Regions from separate parts of the Homo sapiens genome. Here regions 2 and 3 are each linked to region 1. Evidence: read pairs that join two places in POLR2A ChIA-PET (ENCODE). Cell type or tissue: CD4-positive, alpha-beta T cell. All regions are shown on one strand. Links, peaks and the distances in the headings refer to the core of each region. The heading gives the core; the rest is flanking DNA. Region 1 has its middle 20 kb from the start of CD226. Region 2 overlaps DOK6 (docking protein 6). Region 3 overlaps RTTN (rotatin).

What was found. Peaks named below come from ENCODE experiments on the same cell type or tissue, not always from the same donor. Only the 100,000 strongest peaks of a DNase experiment are listed, where the experiment ranks them.
Region 2: POLR2A ChIA-PET joins it to region 1 with 5 read pairs; 6 of 35 experiments call an interaction of 5 or more read pairs at or near these places.
Region 3: POLR2A ChIA-PET joins it to region 1 with 5 read pairs; 2 of 35 experiments call an interaction of 5 or more read pairs at or near these places.

What each region holds. Positions count from the first base shown.
Region 1 is chr18:69,965,136-69,971,045 of GRCh38, forward strand. No RefSeq gene overlaps it. Among named protein-coding and RNA genes, the nearest start is that of CD226, 20 kb to the left of the region's middle. In CD4-positive, alpha-beta T cell, for the core only: no CTCF peak of the experiment used is centred there; a DNase peak (open chromatin) is centred at 3,106.
Region 2 is chr18:69,845,924-69,851,833 of GRCh38, forward strand. It overlaps DOK6 (docking protein 6), which reads left to right. Exons shown (of 8, transcript NM_152721.6): 8 at 1-3,164. Among named protein-coding and RNA genes, the nearest start is that of CD226, 99 kb to the right of the region's middle. In CD4-positive, alpha-beta T cell, for the core only: no CTCF peak of the experiment used is centred there; no DNase peak of the experiment used is centred there.
Region 3 is chr18:70,187,524-70,193,433 of GRCh38, forward strand. It overlaps RTTN (rotatin), which reads right to left. Exons shown (of 49, transcript NM_173630.4): 8 at 5,765-5,910; 9 at 3,015-3,196; 10 at 585-700. Among named protein-coding and RNA genes, the nearest start is that of RTTN, 15 kb to the right of the region's middle. In CD4-positive, alpha-beta T cell, for the core only: no CTCF peak of the experiment used is centred there; no DNase peak of the experiment used is centred there.

The sequences.
Region 1 (5,910 bases), core at 1,301-5,300:
AATCCTAAGCCAAAAGAACAAAGCTGGAGGCATCACGCTACCTGACTTCAAACTATACTACAAGGCTATAGTAACCAAAACAGCATGTTACTGGTACCAAAACAGAGATACAGACCAATGGAACATAACAGAGCCCTCAGAAATAATACCACACATCTACAACCATCTGATCTTTGGCAAACCTGACAAAAAGAAGAAATGGGGAAAGGATTCCCTATTTAATAAATGGTGCTGGGAAAACTTGCTAGCCATATGTAGAAAGCTGAAACTGGATCCCTTCCTTACACCTTACACAAAAATTAATTCAAGATGGATTAAAGACTTAAATGTTAGACCTAAAACCATAAAAATTCTAGAAGAAAACCTAGGCAATACCATTCAGGACATAGGCATGGGCAAGGACTTCATGTCTAAAACACCAAAAGCGATGGCAACAAAAGCCAAAATTGACAAATGGGATCTAATTAAACTAAAGAGCTTCTGCACAGCAAAAGAAACTACCATCAGAGTGAACAGACAACGTACAGAATGGGAGTAAAATTTTGCAACCTATTCATCTGACAAAGGGCTAATATCCAGAATCTACAACGAACTCAAACAAATTTACAAAAAAAAAAAAAAACAACCCCATCAAAAAGTGGGCAAAGGATATGAACAGACACTTCTCAAAAGAAGACATTTATGCAGCCAAAAGACACATGAGAAAATGTTTATCATCACTGGCCATCAGAGAAATGCAAATCAAAACCACAATGAGATACCATCTCACACCAGTTAGAACGGTGATCATTACAAAGTCAGGAAACAACCGGTGCTGGAGAGGATGTGGAGAAATAGGAACACTTTTACACTGTTGGTGGGACTGTAAACTAGTTCAACCATTGTGGAAGACAGTGTGGCGATTCCTCAAGGATCTAGAACTAGAAATACCATTTGACCCAGCAATCCCATTACTGGGTATATACCCAAAGGATTATAAATCATGCTGCTATAAAGGCACATGCACACGTATGTTTAATGCGGCACTATTCACAATAGCAAAGACTTGGAACCAACCCAAATGTCCATCAATGATAGACTGGATTAAGAAAATGTGGCACATACACACCATGGAATACTATGCAGCCACAAAAAATGATGAGTTCATGTCCTTTGTAGGGACATGGATGAAGCCGGAAACCATCATTCTCAACAAACTATCGCAAGAACAAAAAACCAAACACCGCATGTTCTCACTCATAGGTGGGCATTGAACAATGAGAACACTTGGACACAGGAAGGGGAACATTACACACCAGGGCCTGTTGTGGGGGGGGGGAGGGGGTAGGGAAAGCATTAGGAGATATACCTAATGTAAATGATGAGTTAATGGGTGCAGCACACCAACATGGCACATGTATATATATGTAACAAACCTGCACGTTGTGCACATGTACCCTAGAACTTATAGAACTTAAAGTATAATAAAAAATAAATAATAAATAAAGAGCGGGAGGGAAGTGCCAAAATGCCCAATAAGATCTTAATAAATACAAGTGCTGGCTCAAAGGTAGAGCTTAAGGCTTTCTCCTGCTGGGCCCTCACTCCATCCCAGAAGGAGATAGAATGCCACGGTTGACCAGATGCACCAGCCTGCCTCCTGCAAAGCAGCACCATCCTCTCTGTCTATGCTTTCTGCATCACATCGCTTGGGCTCCCTGAAACCAGTCCAATATTCACCTTGTTGTATTTATTACCAAGCTTGCATTTCATTTTCAAACGTGTCTTGATTTGGATGACAAACTCTACGGCCACCCTAAGAGCCCTGTATCTAGGGGCTGGAAGACTGGATGCTGCACCTGCCAGAAACCCTGGCAGCGGGATTCCAAATGAGATTCTGTCAACCAAAGGCACTTGCATGAGGTCTGGAAATCAGAAGAGAAGTAGGATTTCATTTCTGTCAAACTGACAGTCACAATTGTCACAATTCCACTTGTGGAAATGTATGCTTGTTGTTCTTCTTTAGCTGTGGTGAGTAGATGTGAGGACTTTACACAGAGGCGACTTGAAGCAGCCTCCTTTCTGGGATCTTCCCGGAAACTCCCTGCACCCGGGCTGGAGACAGCTGTAGATGGGCCAGTGGATTCTTCCAGTGCTGGAACTTCTGACTTGTTGAAACCTCCAAGTCAATCTGAACTCAGGAGACTCCTTCAAGCCTGTGCATGCAGGCCTTCAGATTCACAGCTCCCTCACCCTCTGTTTTAAATGCTATTCTGAATAAGTGTCTAGATTTTTTTCCTTCTTCCCGACTAGCCTTTAACTGATACCTCAGGTCTAATACATTGCTAGAGAGGGAAATGTCAGTCAGCCTTGTTGAAAGGGAAACCGAGGTGAATGTGGCCACTGCCTGGGGTTCCCACCCACAGCTCCTCTGCCCACTGCAGGCACACAGTACAGCATATCCTCTTTCCCTGTCCCTCCAGGACGATGCTGCGGCTCTGACAGAGCATCCTCAGGGAAAGGTCCAGAGGCAGAAAAGCACAACCCGTTCCTTCCTGTGAGGCTCCTTCACCAGCAAGAAAAACCTTCACTGCAGACGCTTTCGTGCCTCCTTGGCCAGAACTGATCTCATCTATATCTATTTTACCTGTCACGAAATCACAAACTACCCCAAAGTTTAGTGGCCTACTAGTGGTCCCCAACCTTTTTGGCACCAGGGACCAATTTCGTGGAAGAAAATTTTTCCACAGACCAGGGAGAGGGGATGGTTTCGGGATGATCCAAACACATTACCTTTATTGTGCACTTTATTTCTATTATTATTACGTTGTAATATATAATGAAATAATCATACAACTCACCATAATGTAGAATCAGTGGGAGCCCTGAGCTTGTTTTCCTGCAACTAGACAATCCCATCTGTGGGTGATGGGAGACAGTGACTGATCATCAGGCATTAGATTCTCATAATGAGGCTGCAGCCTAGATCCTTCACACGCAGTTCACAATAGGGTTCGTGCTCCTATGAGAATCTAATGCTGCTGCTGATCTGACAGGAGGCGGAGCTCAGGTGGTAATGTGAGCAACAGCGAGCAGCTGTAAATACAGATGCAGCTTCACTTGCTCTAGCGCCGCTCACATCCTGCTGTGCGGCCTGGTTCCTAAAAGGCCACAGACTGGTATCAGTCAACTGCCTGGGGGCTGGGGACACCTGGCTTAAACAAAAGCAGCTCATAATTTTGCAGGGCAGCTATCTGGGCAGTTCTGCACTGCTCTTATCTCTTTCTCTGTGTCTGTCTTATCTAGCAGTTCCTCGGTTTCTCTCTCTCTCTCTCTGTCTGGCACAATGTAGGTATTAAGAGCTGCTGTATTCATTCTCTACATGCCACTGTAAATTACCACAAATTTAGTAGTTTAAATAAAAATAAATGTTAGGTCAGGAGTCCAGTGTGGGTCTCACAGAGCTCAAATGGAAGTAGCAGCAGGGCTGTGTGCCCTTCTGAAGGCTCCAGGCAAGAGGGAACCTGCTCCCTGCCTCTGCCAGCTTCTGGAGGCAGCTGCTTTCCTTGGCTCATGGCCCCACTCCATCTCTAAGTCCGCAGCATGGCACTGACCTGAACCTTCTTCCCTCTTCACATCTCCTGCTGACTCCACTCTGCCTCCCTCATCCACTTTAAAGACTCTGGGATTACACTAGGCAAATTTGAATAATCTAGGCTAAACTAATCTCTCCACCTCAAGGTCCTTAACCTTAGTCACATGTGCAAAGTCCTTTTTGTCATGAAAAGTCATATATTTACAGGTTCCAGGGATTCGGATATGGATATCCTTGGGAGGGTCATTATTCTGCCTACCACACCAGCCAGATACAAATTAATTTCCTTTCTTCTTCCCAAAAGCATTGACTCAGGCTTATTCCCAAACGCATTGACTCAGGTTTATTCCAAGCCCTAGTGCTTGGCACAGAAACAAGCAGAATTATCTGGGAAAATCCACTCATTCAAGGTGTTCACTGCTCTGGTTTGAGGACTGCTGGGAAGATACTTTGAAGGAAAAGATCATGAAAAATAAAGACAGAAGAAAAAATATTCAACTAAAGTTAAACAAGAATATTCAACTAAAGTTAAACAATACACACACATTTAATATGTTATCAACTAAAGATACCAATCCACTAAAATATTTGTTGTTCAAATGCTTTTAGACTTTTTCCTTTCTAATAGTGGTATTCTGGGCTTCCATGGGTTTCCAAATGTTAGGATCCACAAGCACTATCCAAGAAAACGAGAAATAAGATGAAAACAAAGTTGGGTTAAAGTCCATTATTATATATGCAGAGTGAGTTATGTTTTATACCTTTGGCTTATTTTAAGTCATTTTACTAAGATCATATTTACTTAAATTTTCTCTGCTATGGCAATCACATTTCCTCTTCTCCCATTCTTTAATTTATGCATATTGATTTCCCTAGGGACCTTTTCAATTCTTCCTTCTTGCATTGTTTCTCTTCTTCATTCTGAGCACCAGCATGCCTTTCTCTTGCTTAATTTCCTCTCAGAGGAGCCATTCCTCCACTTCAGTGCCCTCAATAAAAAGCTGCGATGTCCTCAAAGTTCAAAGTTGCATCATGGGCATAATTTTCCTTGTAGTACAACTGTGTAATCAGATTGTTCCTTCGCCAACATTGATCAGGTTTCAGGTGTGTGCATAAATGGGCTGAAACTCTTAATTTTCCTGCATTTATTAAAACCAAAAACTGAAATATCTATCATTTTTAACTAGAACACTAAAATCTTGTCTTACACATTGATATCCAGGACACACATCATTCCTGGAGGCCACTCCCCCAACACAGAGGCTCCATCTTGATGCCATCTTTGGCTTGTCCTCTTTACGTTTCATATTCAACCACCAACTCCTGAAGAGTCTCCATGAAAATATTTGTAAGAGCGACCTCTGCCTCTCCACCTCCATTCTCACTATTCCTAGTTCTCAAAGAATCCATTACGGAGTCAGAGATTCACCTTCTCCTAAATCATCCTACAACAGCCTTCCCTCAGGTCCACATTCCGAATGAATGCTTTCAGAGTAACAGTATTGACAGACAGATGCCTCACAAACCATCTCACTTAATGCTCTGATGATTCACATGCCAGATTGTGACCGCTGGATGGTTGCTATGTGTCTGACACCCTCTAATGCTTTATATGTTTCATTCATTTAACTGTTTTTAAAATATTAGAGAGCAGGAATTGCTACTATTTTCATGCTACATTTGAGGAAACTGAGGCACCGAGTGGTTAAGTAATTTTCCCAATGTCCTCCCTCACCCTCTAGGTAGCAAAGCGAGGATTTCAACCCAGATATCTGACTGTAGACCCACACTTTTAACCTCAACACCTCACAGCCCACCCATGGGAGGTATTTTCCCCCCACTCAACACATAATAAAATAAGCATCACAGCAGTTAGGAAGCCAGCTACAGTTCTGTGGGTCAGTGATTCCCTTTATGATACCCCCTGAGTCCGAGATGTAAATGAACAAACTGCCTAACGCAATGATTCCCAAAGTGCATCCTCCAATTGCCACTGACATCTTGGAAAATGTTCATTACGTGGATAAACAGGATTAGGAAATTCTACAGACTTTATTCCCATTTTGTAGACACAGAAATCACTCAACACAGCACATTAAAAGCTCTGGTAAGTTCAGCAGCAAAGAAGTTTATCGAGCTTAGTTTAACCCACTGTTTCTCAAACTACACCGGTCCACAAGTAATGTCATTTTATTCAATGACATTTCATTGTAATATTGATGAGAAAAAAAAATGGAAGCCTGGCTGGGGCCACTGTCCTTGTGGAGTTAGCATACTGTCTCCACGTCTGCATGGGTTTTCACATATTCCACTTTCCTCCCACATCCCAAAGCTGT
Region 2 (5,910 bases), core at 759-4,758, 120 kb before region 1:
AACCTCATTTGAATTTTATCATGAACATAAATTATCGGTGAGACTGGTGTGCGGGGCTGGATCTGTGAGACAAGCTCACACTCTCATGTGTGCATTCTCTATTAACATATTTGGAAGATTGCCCACATTTTCTCTGCAGACCTGCCACAAATCCTTACCTTCTTACTGAAGAATGTGACTATTGTAGCATTCGTGCAATTATGCCAGCAGAGGAGGCACTAGACAGTTTATAGACTCTTATGGAAGTTGGGCACATTTCCCAGGCAGGTGGAATGCTAGCTAGATCTAGAAGCACCCTTAAAGGTCATGTAGAATCAAGGTCCCACTTTATGTTTCCCTTGGGAGAAAACTGAAACCCATGGATGCTGTAATTTGTTTAACGGCAAAGAAAGAGCCAAGAATTGTTTCTCGTAGTTCCAGGGTCCTGATCTAGGAATGTTTCCTTGGCTCCATGGCATCTCCCAGTTTGACATAGTGGGAGCTGAGAAATGCCATATGGCCTCAAAATAAATAAACCCTTGTACATTTAAGTGTTTTCCCAGATTTTCAGATGCCTCTACTCTTGCTGAACTCATCACCAGCTGTATCAGTAGAGAGGTGTTATGGGGCAATTCATTAGATTTCTGGTAGGTCATGAATGGTTGGTATAAGCTTTATTTACTCATATATTGTCATCCAGTTCTTTGAAATTCAATCTTATCCTAAAGTGGTAGTCAAAGTAAAACACATTAAGTAGGTGTTTGTGTTTAGCAGTCCTACTAATTCATCACAATCACATAGTAATTGTGATTATAATTTTTGGAATCTTTATCACTTTCTAGCACTTTACGGTGTCATTATTTATGGCATTTTTAACAACTTTGTTGCATAATTGATAACATCAGGGCTACATTTTTTTCATGTGAGCCTCAAGAAGCTTCCATTATCAACAAGAATTGGGGAAATGACTTTTTTACATTATAATACCTTATATATTAGGTTTTTCCTGATAATCTTCAGTAGACAATGATTTAAATTAACTGAAGTTTAAATAAGAAATATGTTAAAATTACTAAATAATATGAAAACCACATTATACTTGTAATTTTCAGACACTTTTCTCCTACCTTAAGATTTTAACATCTTGTAAATATTAATATTTGAAGGGGAGAGGAAAAATACATTTGTAGTAGAAATATTCCCTCTAACAATTCTGTTTAACTAGTAAGTTTTTTTTAAGTTATCTTCCATGCCTGCTTCCCTAGTCTGAACTCCACATTCCAGTTGTCAGAAGAATGAATGGATTTAAATTTTCTAATCATTATTTTGGGCCCATGTTAGCAGTTGAAACAATTAAGTTCCTCACTCTTTCCTGCTTTTAGGATGATTTTAGACTGTGAGCATAAAATCAACCCTTTCTGTCAGCACAGAATTGAACATCGAATGGAGCAAGGTCTACACTCTCAGCCTGTAGCTGTGCTAATGTTAGGATTGAATTGTTCTATTAATTCCCTCAAGAGACCCACAGCCTCAAAAGAGTTGCTTATTATCAGATGTCCGAAATTCAGAAACCCAAAGTCAGGCAAAGAAGGAAACTGAGATAATGATTTAATTTTTTTAAGTCACTGCAGGATTTCTCTCAAAGAAAACATCTGAAAATGGTTGAGAAAGTAGTTCCAGATCATTAACTATTTTACAGAGGGACTGAAAGCCAGGGAAAATAAAGAACAGAATGATAGTAGTATCTTGATATTAAATTTGCATCAGAAATGAGCAAAATATGTCAATATGAAATAATTTGAAATCAAATTCAGATTCACATGTATAGTGCATAGTTCAAGAAATAATGCTTACTCTTGTAAAAAAAAAAAATATATATATATGTATCAGCAGGTAGAGTGTGGGAGCTCCAACTTTGTTGTGAAAGCTGATAACAGAGTATGATTCTTTCCAGTTACAAAATACTGTATTACTTTAGTTATAGCAAGCAGTACATAAATGACATCAACAACTCAGGCTGCTCCCTGACATAAAAGCCAGTTCCATCTTTACTGCAGATGACAGGAGACTTTCCAAGACCTGCAGAGGCCCCCTCCACCCCAACCTTAGTGCATGCTCACACACACACACACACACACACACACACACACACACACACACATTTTTGGCTTTTGACCCACTCTGTGTGTTCCACTGAAGTTATCTTTTCCTTAATAGATTCACACAGAATTACCCCATCCTGCAAAATCCTTATCCCTATGAATCTCTAAAATATATTAAATAATGTGTTATATATTTGCTTTTTGTAAATCTTTATTTAATTAATTTATATATACTTTGTGAAGTCTTATACTGTACATCATAAAGCGATGTCATCTGTAGTTGGTTCAATATAATGTTTATGATCATTTTGATAAGAAATAACTTTGGACATTAGGCCCTTGTTAAGAAATAAAACACCCATTATAAATTTGCTTCTGTTGGAAAATACATGATTTGGCATACTTCATTTTTAGTAACAATCTATTCTAGATAAATGATAATTTGGGGACATCTGTACTTAAAAACTAGCTGAACTACGTTTTGGGATGAGATGCAAAGCAACAGCTGTCCCTGGAACTGAAATGTGAATTTCTAGCAGAACAGAAAATATTATAATAATGAGGCAATAATAAAATTAGGAAATTAAATTATTTTTAAATCTGTCTGTGTGATTTTTCCCCTTGGTAAAAATACATGAAATACATAATTGAAAAATTACCTTCTTCTGAAGTCGTAGTTTTTAATCTTAACCATCAATAAATAAACCTATTGTTAACAATGTCTTATTCATAATTCTAAAAAATTTACAAATGATATTGCTATGAGGTTGTGCACTATTAAAGTTTGCTCCATCACTTAAAGGTAAAGCAGTTCAAAAATACTACTTTACATCACAACTTTGCATGGCTGAGATTTTGAACAACTAAATTGATGGTTTTACCCACAAGTTATTTCATAAAGCTAACACTGTAATATTACTTGGTTTTCTTATACTTTTGTTATCATGTGATGAAATGTAACTATGTAATTAAACAAAATTCTGACAATCATATTCTGCTAATGTTTAAAATGTTACTTATTCCTTCACTTATTAGCTTGCTATTTTGAAAATAAAGTGAAAGAAGGCCCTTTATTAAATGAAAGGTTACCGATAATTTATTATGTATTTCCAACGTTTTCCTAACTCCATCTTTTAATATAATTGAATTTTTATTAGGTTGACTCTGGTCTGAAGGAATTATAGAATTTAATATGGAAAATGACACTAGAGATTAACACTTTCGGATATCCAGGCCGGGCGCGGTGGCTCACACCTGTAATCCCAACACTTTGGGAGGCTGAGGCGGGTGGATCACTTGAGGCCAGGAGTTCAAGACCAGCCTGGCTAACATGGTGAAACCCCGTCTCTACTAAAAATACAAAAATTAGCTGGGCGTGGTGGCAGGCACCTGTAATCCCAGCTACTCAGGAGGCTGAGGCACGAGAATCGCTTGAACCTGGGAGGCGGAGGTTGCAGTGAGCTGAGATCGTGCCACTGTACTCCAGCCTGGGTGACAGAGTGGGACTCGCCCTCAAAGAAAAAAAAAGATATTCAGAGAGCTTAACTGGCTTGCATAATGTTGCACAGCTAGACAATGGCTTTTCCTACAGAACTCTGCTAATAGACAAAAAAAAAAAAAAAAAATTGAAAATAAACATCATTTGGTAGATAAAGATTTAACTTCAAAAGTGAAATGCATGCAGCTGTGACTATCATGCTGTTATCAATGGCTTCTTTTATTTTTCAGCCCATGATTAAGTAGCCTTTGCCACTCAGATTTAGACCTGTCTAGAAATACACTTACAGAATCTGTTTTTCAAACTTAACCTTTAAATATTAGCTGGGCATTTCTTATGGGCTTACTAGATTAATTTGTTATGAGTATTTTTCCTTTTAGAGAATAATGCTTTTAAAGAGAGTGTGAAGCTCCAATAATATCAGAGAAATCAAACTAGGTGAGAGAAAAGGAATCAAGCAGTCAGTACTGTTAAAAATGCCCTTCAATGGGTAAGTCTGGGCCAAATTCATGAATTGAAGAAAACAATGAAAAATGTATGAGACCTTTCCATTTTATGCAGCCAATAGAAGTTTGAAAAATGTTCAGGGGTGGCAATGATGATGAAATCACCCATTCTTTGTCAATATTGAATGAAATACAGCTTATTCTGAATATGAATTTTTAGTGATACATTTTCGTAACAAATTGGTTGTATGAACTTGATGAATTTTCTTTCCCTTTTTGTCACTATTAAAATCATGGAGACTATATTTACTTGGGAAAATGTATTTAGAAATAATGTAAAGGTTTATATAAGCTTAGAGCTAACATCAAAGAAGGTATTTAATAAATATACGTCACGAGGCACAGCTCAATAGCAATTATGCTGCTATTTTCGTAATGTACAAAGAACATCAACTCTTTCTACTTCCAGTTTAGTCAAGAAATATATTTTTAAAAGATTTATCTAATATTAGCATCCATATGGTGAATTATTAAAATAAATATTTGAGTAAGAGCTGCATAGAATATCAAAACATTCATGGAAGTATGAATTACACTAATATGTAGGTATCTCTAGGGTATTAGCCTGCTGATTTCATCTGATCTCAAAGGCCAGTCAATCACTACTTTTTGCGTAACTGCTACCTCCAAAACATGAGTGGAGGACAAACAATATCTCCTGATCTTTCTTCTTGCCTCCTTTTAATTCCATTTGATATGCATCAATGACAGTATGGAGCTGTGGCAGCAAATATGTACATGGCTTTCTGTAGGAGACATGAAAATGGATAGAAGGAAGGAAGGAAGACAAGAGAGACCATCCTCACTAGCTCCCTAAATTCCTTTCTCAAAGCTATGTCTGAACTTCTCTTTCCTTCTTCCTCCTCCTCCTTCTCCTCTTTCTCTTCCCCGCCCCGGCCACCCCACCCAACAAATAGGCTGCATTTTAATCACAAAAAAATTATTAGACACACAGTCTAACCTAACTCCAAAATTGTCTCTTGTTATTTGAATTGTATAAATGTTTTAAAGCCTCTTTTTTAAAAAAAGAAAAAATTTATTAGATGCCATAATCTAACAGAACTCCAAATGTATCTGTTGCTACTTGAGCTCTATACATTTTTAAAACCTCATTTTAAAAAAATCCTCTATTTCTTCCTCTCTTGACACAAACTTGCATATAAGACAAACATACACTCATTGTCTTTTTTTTTTTTTTTTTTTTTTTTTGAGATGCAGTCTCCCAGGCTAGAGTGCAGGGGCACGATCTTGGCTTACTGCAACTTCCATCTCCCAGGTTCAAGCGATTCTCCTGCCTCTGCCTCCCAAGTAGCTAGGACTACAGGCGAGTGCCACCACAACCAGCTAATATTTTTGTATTTTTAGAAGAGACGGGGTTTCACCATGTTAGCCAGGCTGGTCTTGAACTCCTGGCCTCAAGTGATCCACCCGCCTCAGCCTCCCAAAGTGCTGGGATTACAGGCACGAGCCACCACTCCTGGCCTCATTGTTACTTTCTATTCATGTGTGAATTACAGAGATCCATTCTAAATATTCAATACTCCCTGAATATTTGCAAACTTTGGTTATGAGAAAGCCAAAGGGGGAAAATATTATTCAGAAATTCAATTTTAAAAGCATGAGCTGAATGTTCTAATTACTGGGAATTCAAAAATGGGTAAGATTTGGTCCCTTCTGTAAGATTTGGCTCACCATCCGGAGAGGAAGCGTATTCCTCAAGCCATGAGGCAGGTATACTTAGTCTAATCTTGCTTAATGACTGTCCTTTGAGTACCATTTGACTTAAGAAATTCCTTTCTTGTTCCAATATCTATTAAAAGTTACA
Region 3 (5,910 bases), core at 1,324-5,323, 220 kb after region 1:
AAAATCTAACTGTATGCTGAATGGGTAACGGTAGCTTTAAGGCACAGTATTTTGACTGTATATCCTTAGTGAGATTAGTCTATCTCAAAAAGAACTGCCAGGAAATCTTGAACTTTTCATTAGAATTGTTCATAGCAATGTTAATATTGCTGTTCTGAAACTATCTTATGTATGTTTAAGGTCAAAGCTAATAAGCAATTATGCTGATATTGCTAGGAACGAAGACTTTCTACAAGCGCAAGGATAAGAAATACAAATTTAAAATAAGAAAAATAGCAATAAACTCACGATCTTTAAAAATACGTATTTCCTAATTGTTCCTGAAAGAAAAGAATGATATCACAGTAGCTATAACCACCTCTAATGGCCTGGTTTTGGTCTTAATATACGTTCCACTATTAGAAGTAACCAGAACCTTTGGAAAAATAGGCCTGTTCCAGGCTATTTATAACATAAGCCTGGGACATATTGAGTCAAAAAGAAAAAAGATTTTGAACACGAATGAGACAATGAAACCGGCTTAAAAGAACCAAAATCTTAAAAAATACTATTCCCTATATCCCAAAGAAAACATTGATTCTTACCATATCTATACCAAAAAGGCTGCTGTCATCCCAGATATCTGTTGAAATTGCTTCACCAATAAGTGTCATATCCTCTGTAAGCAATTCCAGAACTCTTATTATCACTTGTCTGCTACCTAGGAATACAAACAGAAAAAAGTAAAGGAGAAGAAGTTACTTAACTTTAAAATAATCAGCTGAATATCATATTGCTCAATTTTCTAGTTAGTCATGCTCCAACATTTTCTCTTTTTTTCTAATGTTCTTAGAACTGTAGAGAAATCACAATTTACAATCACACTGAAGGCTTCTGTTCCAGTCACAGTACTACTTTACTACATAACAAATCAAATACATTTATAATTGGAAAAGATATTGAAAGTAGCAATAATCTAACAAGTACTGTGAGATAGATTAAAATAATTTTTCGAATTTAGGGACCATCCATTTTACACGTAATATGTGACAAAGCACCAGAAAGGTTTAGAAAACGTATTCCAATAATTTCTACTTAGTACTAGAAGGCGTGAGCCTTCTCATAAATTAGTATTTTCCCACACAGGAGTTGCCTGGGAAGCTAAGCTTGGACTGGAGCAACTAAAGGAATAAATGAACATGCTAACATTTGCTAAAGAAACTATTTGTACTCACCTTAAACTCAAAAAAACTTCCCAAAGTCACACCCACCAGAGCAACCTCCTTTCTCCACAGAGACAGAATAACAAAGACTCCACTTCCATTATCCTGTGTGAGACGAACATTCACACGAGACTTTCCCACCCCGCATCCCAAAGGTTAAGTTCTAATGAATCAAAGTAAAACAAACTACCAGATTGGAAGGATCTAGATTAATTTTTTCACTAGAAGAGCTGGACCAAATTCTCTTACAAATCTCTTACGATATTGAACAGTTACAAATCATGCCATAATTTACCACAAAAGGGCAGGAGAACATTTAGTTTTTATGTACCAAGATATAGCTTTATAATTATCAATCTGACTTTTTAAAGCAAATTAAGGAAAGGTTAAATGCAAAATCATTAAAGTCTAAGACTGTTCTTCTCAGCTTACCAGACAGATAAACATATGTACTTTATGATGCCAAAGTTCAGATCTTTCTTCATTTCACATTATTAGTATATGAATTAATATATAGTTCCAGCTAGTAGAAGCACTTACTGAGTAAAAAGTATGAGTACACAGTTTTCCTCAGGATAAAAACATTTTAAATGTTTTCCAAATATATACCTTCCTGCTTCTTTCTCCTCCATCACCTCCAAGTGGCAAAAAATAGACATGGGACTTAAAGAACCATTAACTTGGAATATATATTTTTACTTTGCCAGTATAAAGTAAAAAGGGCAAAACTTGGTTATCTTATTTATATCCTGATGAGTTTATCAAACGTTGAAAATGTATAGATTTTGAGAATAAAAATCATGACTGTTTTCTTTCTAAAACTTTCTTTACACCTTGCAAAATGCTAAAGTATTTAAAAGCATGGACTTTAGATTCAAAAGAATCGTGGTTCAAGTCCCTGCTTTTAGCCGTTTGACTTCAGGCAAGTTTCTAAACCACTCAAAAACTCAGCTTCATCATTTGTAAAAATGGAGATAAAATTAGTTAACTACCAGTGAAAAAACAAAATGGGTTGATATGAAAAATACACGAAATAATGCACACAAAACCAAGTATGAAGGCAGAACCCAGTAGGGACACGTGCTAACTGTTGTTTCATTACTAGACTCAGCAGACCTCTGTCATATTGTTATTGCTGTTACCATTGTTCAGTACAATTACAATTAAATACCAGTGTATATTTCAGTCAACCTCTTCAAATTTTCCTAGTACATCTGAACAAAAATGGGATCTCAAAATATTTGTGGCTTTTTTAAGAAAAATTACTACAAAGGTAAGAATCCAGTTTTGGAGTTTTGTTTTTAACATGTTAAGTGGCTTAAGTAGCAAGAAATGAATGGGAAGAGTAAACAACTGACAGCTAATCAAAAAGTTTCCAAAGAGCAAAAGCCAAAGATTTTTTTATTCTGGTCTATTCATGCCAGTCCACCTTTTATACCTTATTCCAGTTGCTGAATGTTGTCACTGCTCAAATTTAAAATAGCCATACAGTCCAAAAAAAAAAGAAAAAAATAGATGACAGCAAGAATAAATGCAAAAAATAGATAAAAATTCTAAAAAAAAAATAAGCATGAAAGCCTGTGCCAATAAAAACTCATAAAATGGAAGGGCAAGCTGAATAGCCCTCCAAGGCATCCACATTTAATTTAAAAATAATAAAGACCTTATTAGGTTTTTAGAAATTTATATCCCAAAAGATAAGTAAATACAGATTCCAAAGGCCCTAACATAGAAGAGAAAAAAAGGAAAATCCTAACGAAATACAAAACAGACACAAATTATATCAGAATTACGATTTCTAAAACAACTAACCTGTTCTTAAGAGAGGAACAGCTGATTCCAGAATGGAGACACAAAACTGGGGAAGACTGAGCTGCTGGAATTGTAGTTCCAATGTGTCTTCAGTTTCCAGCTCTGGCAGATCTATGTGTCCCATATCCAAAGGTGAATGAACGGATATCCTGGAGTTTACATGAGCATGACTACTACTTCCACTGCAAGATAAACAAATGATAAACCTTGCATACAGAAACAATCCCCAAACAGATTTACTGCATATCTGCTGCCTCGCATATTAGAAGCCTCATACAAGTCACAACTCTACTGCTTCATTCAACTCTGGTCAGATTTGTAGAAACTTTGACAAATTTACGAAATTAAATTCCATAAAGATGACTCAAGGCCAGGAGTGGTGGCTCATGCCTGTCATCCCAGCACTTTGGGAGGCCAAGGCGGGCAGATCACCTGAGGTCAGGAGTTCAAGACCAGCCTGGCCAACATGGTGAAATCCCACCTCTACTAAAAATACAAAAAAAAAAATTCGCTGGGCATGGTGGCACACACCTGTAATCCCAGCTACTGGGGAGGCTGAGGCGGGAGAATCTTCTGAGCCCAGGAGGTAGACGTTGCAGTGAGCTGAGATAGCGACACTGCACTCCAGCCTGGGCGACAGAGCAAGACTCCATCTCAAAAAAAAAAAAAGACTCTAAATTGTAAATGAAGCCAAAAATGCATCTATATTTTGCTTGTCAGGCTGATATCTCAAAACATGTCAACATTCCTATAGTAGGAATCAATATTAGCACTGATAACCCATTCATTTCCAAAAGGAAATAAGCAGATTTATAGGAAAGCTCTTCTGTAATCAACGTGTAGAGACAAAACCAATAGTTCATACCGTTTCCTAGATTTTCTGAGTTTCACCACTGTTCTGAGTAAGCCAGTGTTAGTAAATGAAGGATGTTTCTAGAAAAACCTCATGGGAAATGTATTACTTCACTTAGTACATTCGACATCATGTAGTGACTTCAAAAATGCACCCAAAAAAACGGAACATCCCATTGTCCTTGGCTTTCTTCATTAAAAAGTTCTTACCTCGGATGTAAAGTGCTGGAGTAAGGATTTAAAAAGTGTAGAAAGGCTAGAGCCTCACACTTACAAAGAGCCTCAAAATTTTGTCTTTTGATGTTATCCACAACCGAAGCTGGATCACAAGAGACATATTAATGCTATGGAACATTTAAATTTGCCCAAATTATAAACCAACTTTGTCGTTTCTTCAATTTCAAGATACCAAGCACCCCAAAATATGGAAACAACTCGGGCTTCTCTGTAACTCTGAAAGGAAGTTTCAGTGAGGAAGCTGTTCACTCAGGAGTGAAAACTTAGAAGCATGAAGCACACAAGAGAATGAGGCAGAAAGGCTTCAGGAGAAAGAGAAAAACATGGCTGAACAACCAACTACAATATAAGGACTAAGAGCATAGACTCTCCTATCATTTTATTTAACCCTAGCTCTGCTCTTTACCAACTGTTATGCTCTTAACCTCTCTAAACCTCAATGAGGATGATAATAATAATACTAATGCTATATATAATATCAATCCTATTCTAGGACAACTAAAGGAGACAAAGTATGCAAAGCACAGGGCATAACACCATACACACAGCAGGTATGAATCAGTATTAGCTTGTTAACAGTAGTAGCAGTATTGCAAGAAAATAATTAAGCCAACAGACCAATGCTTAACTTAGTGAACATTTTTTAGAATGACACTAAAGAGACTAATATGTTTCTAACACATTTGCACCCAAGGATAAGGTAACATACAAATACCACACCAATCCTTTTAAGCAGAGTTGGTGTATGAAAATCTGGGTGCCAAGCACTGGGGGCCAAGCATGGTGACTCATGTCTGTAATCTCAGCACTTTACGAGGCCAAGATGGGAAGATCACTTGAGCCCAGGAGTTCGAGACCAGCCTGGGAAACATAGTGAGACCCCATCTCTACAAAAAATAAAAGGCTTAGCCAAGTATGGTAGTGCACATCTGTGGTCCCAGCCACTCAGGAGGCTGAGGCGAAAGGATCACTTGAGCCCAGAAGTCAAGGCTATAATCGTGCCACTGCACTCCAGCCTAGGCAAGAGAGTGAGACCTTGTCTCAAAAAAAAAAAAAAAAAAAAGAAAAAAATCTGTATTTACACAAACAAATACCATAAATTGTTCACCTTGAAGGAGTCCTTATTTTATAAAATTCTCCAACCATTCCTTTTAACAGTAAACACTTATCCATTTGTTATAAGACTTACAAAAATATGTGTAAAATACTATCAACAATGTATCTATCATTTAAAGCTATTCTTTTAAACTTGATCATATTCCGTTTGCAGCTGGTAAAAACAATTTATTGGGTCAGAATCATTTCTTTTCTAATGAAATCGGAACTGAAAATATAGTTCAGTGTGTCAAACATAGTATCAGAATACTATTATGTGAACATTTTGTTTTGGGGGACACATACACACACATATATATACATAAACAGAGCATATGTTCAAGTACTGAGCACTGAGTTGCGATGTAATATTTATCTGTCCTTACCGTGGATCATGGTCAAAAAAAGTATGAAGCCAGGGTTTAACACAAGGCCTATACCTGTGTTAATGTTTCAAAAAAAAAAAAAAAAAAAAGGACAGAAAAATAATTATCTCCTTCTGAAATTAACACACACACAAGTTAACCGGCATTTCTCATTTCCCCAGAGACACTGCTAGCAGTCACCTAGAGGACGCTGCATCCCAGTCCTGGCCATCTCCTCTGGGTCGCTGGCCTGTGCGCCCAACCACAGAAGGCCGAGGGCTGCTGCTTCCTGGGGAAGGATTCTGGGAATGATGAGTACCTCTTGCTTCATGACAATAAGACAAAGA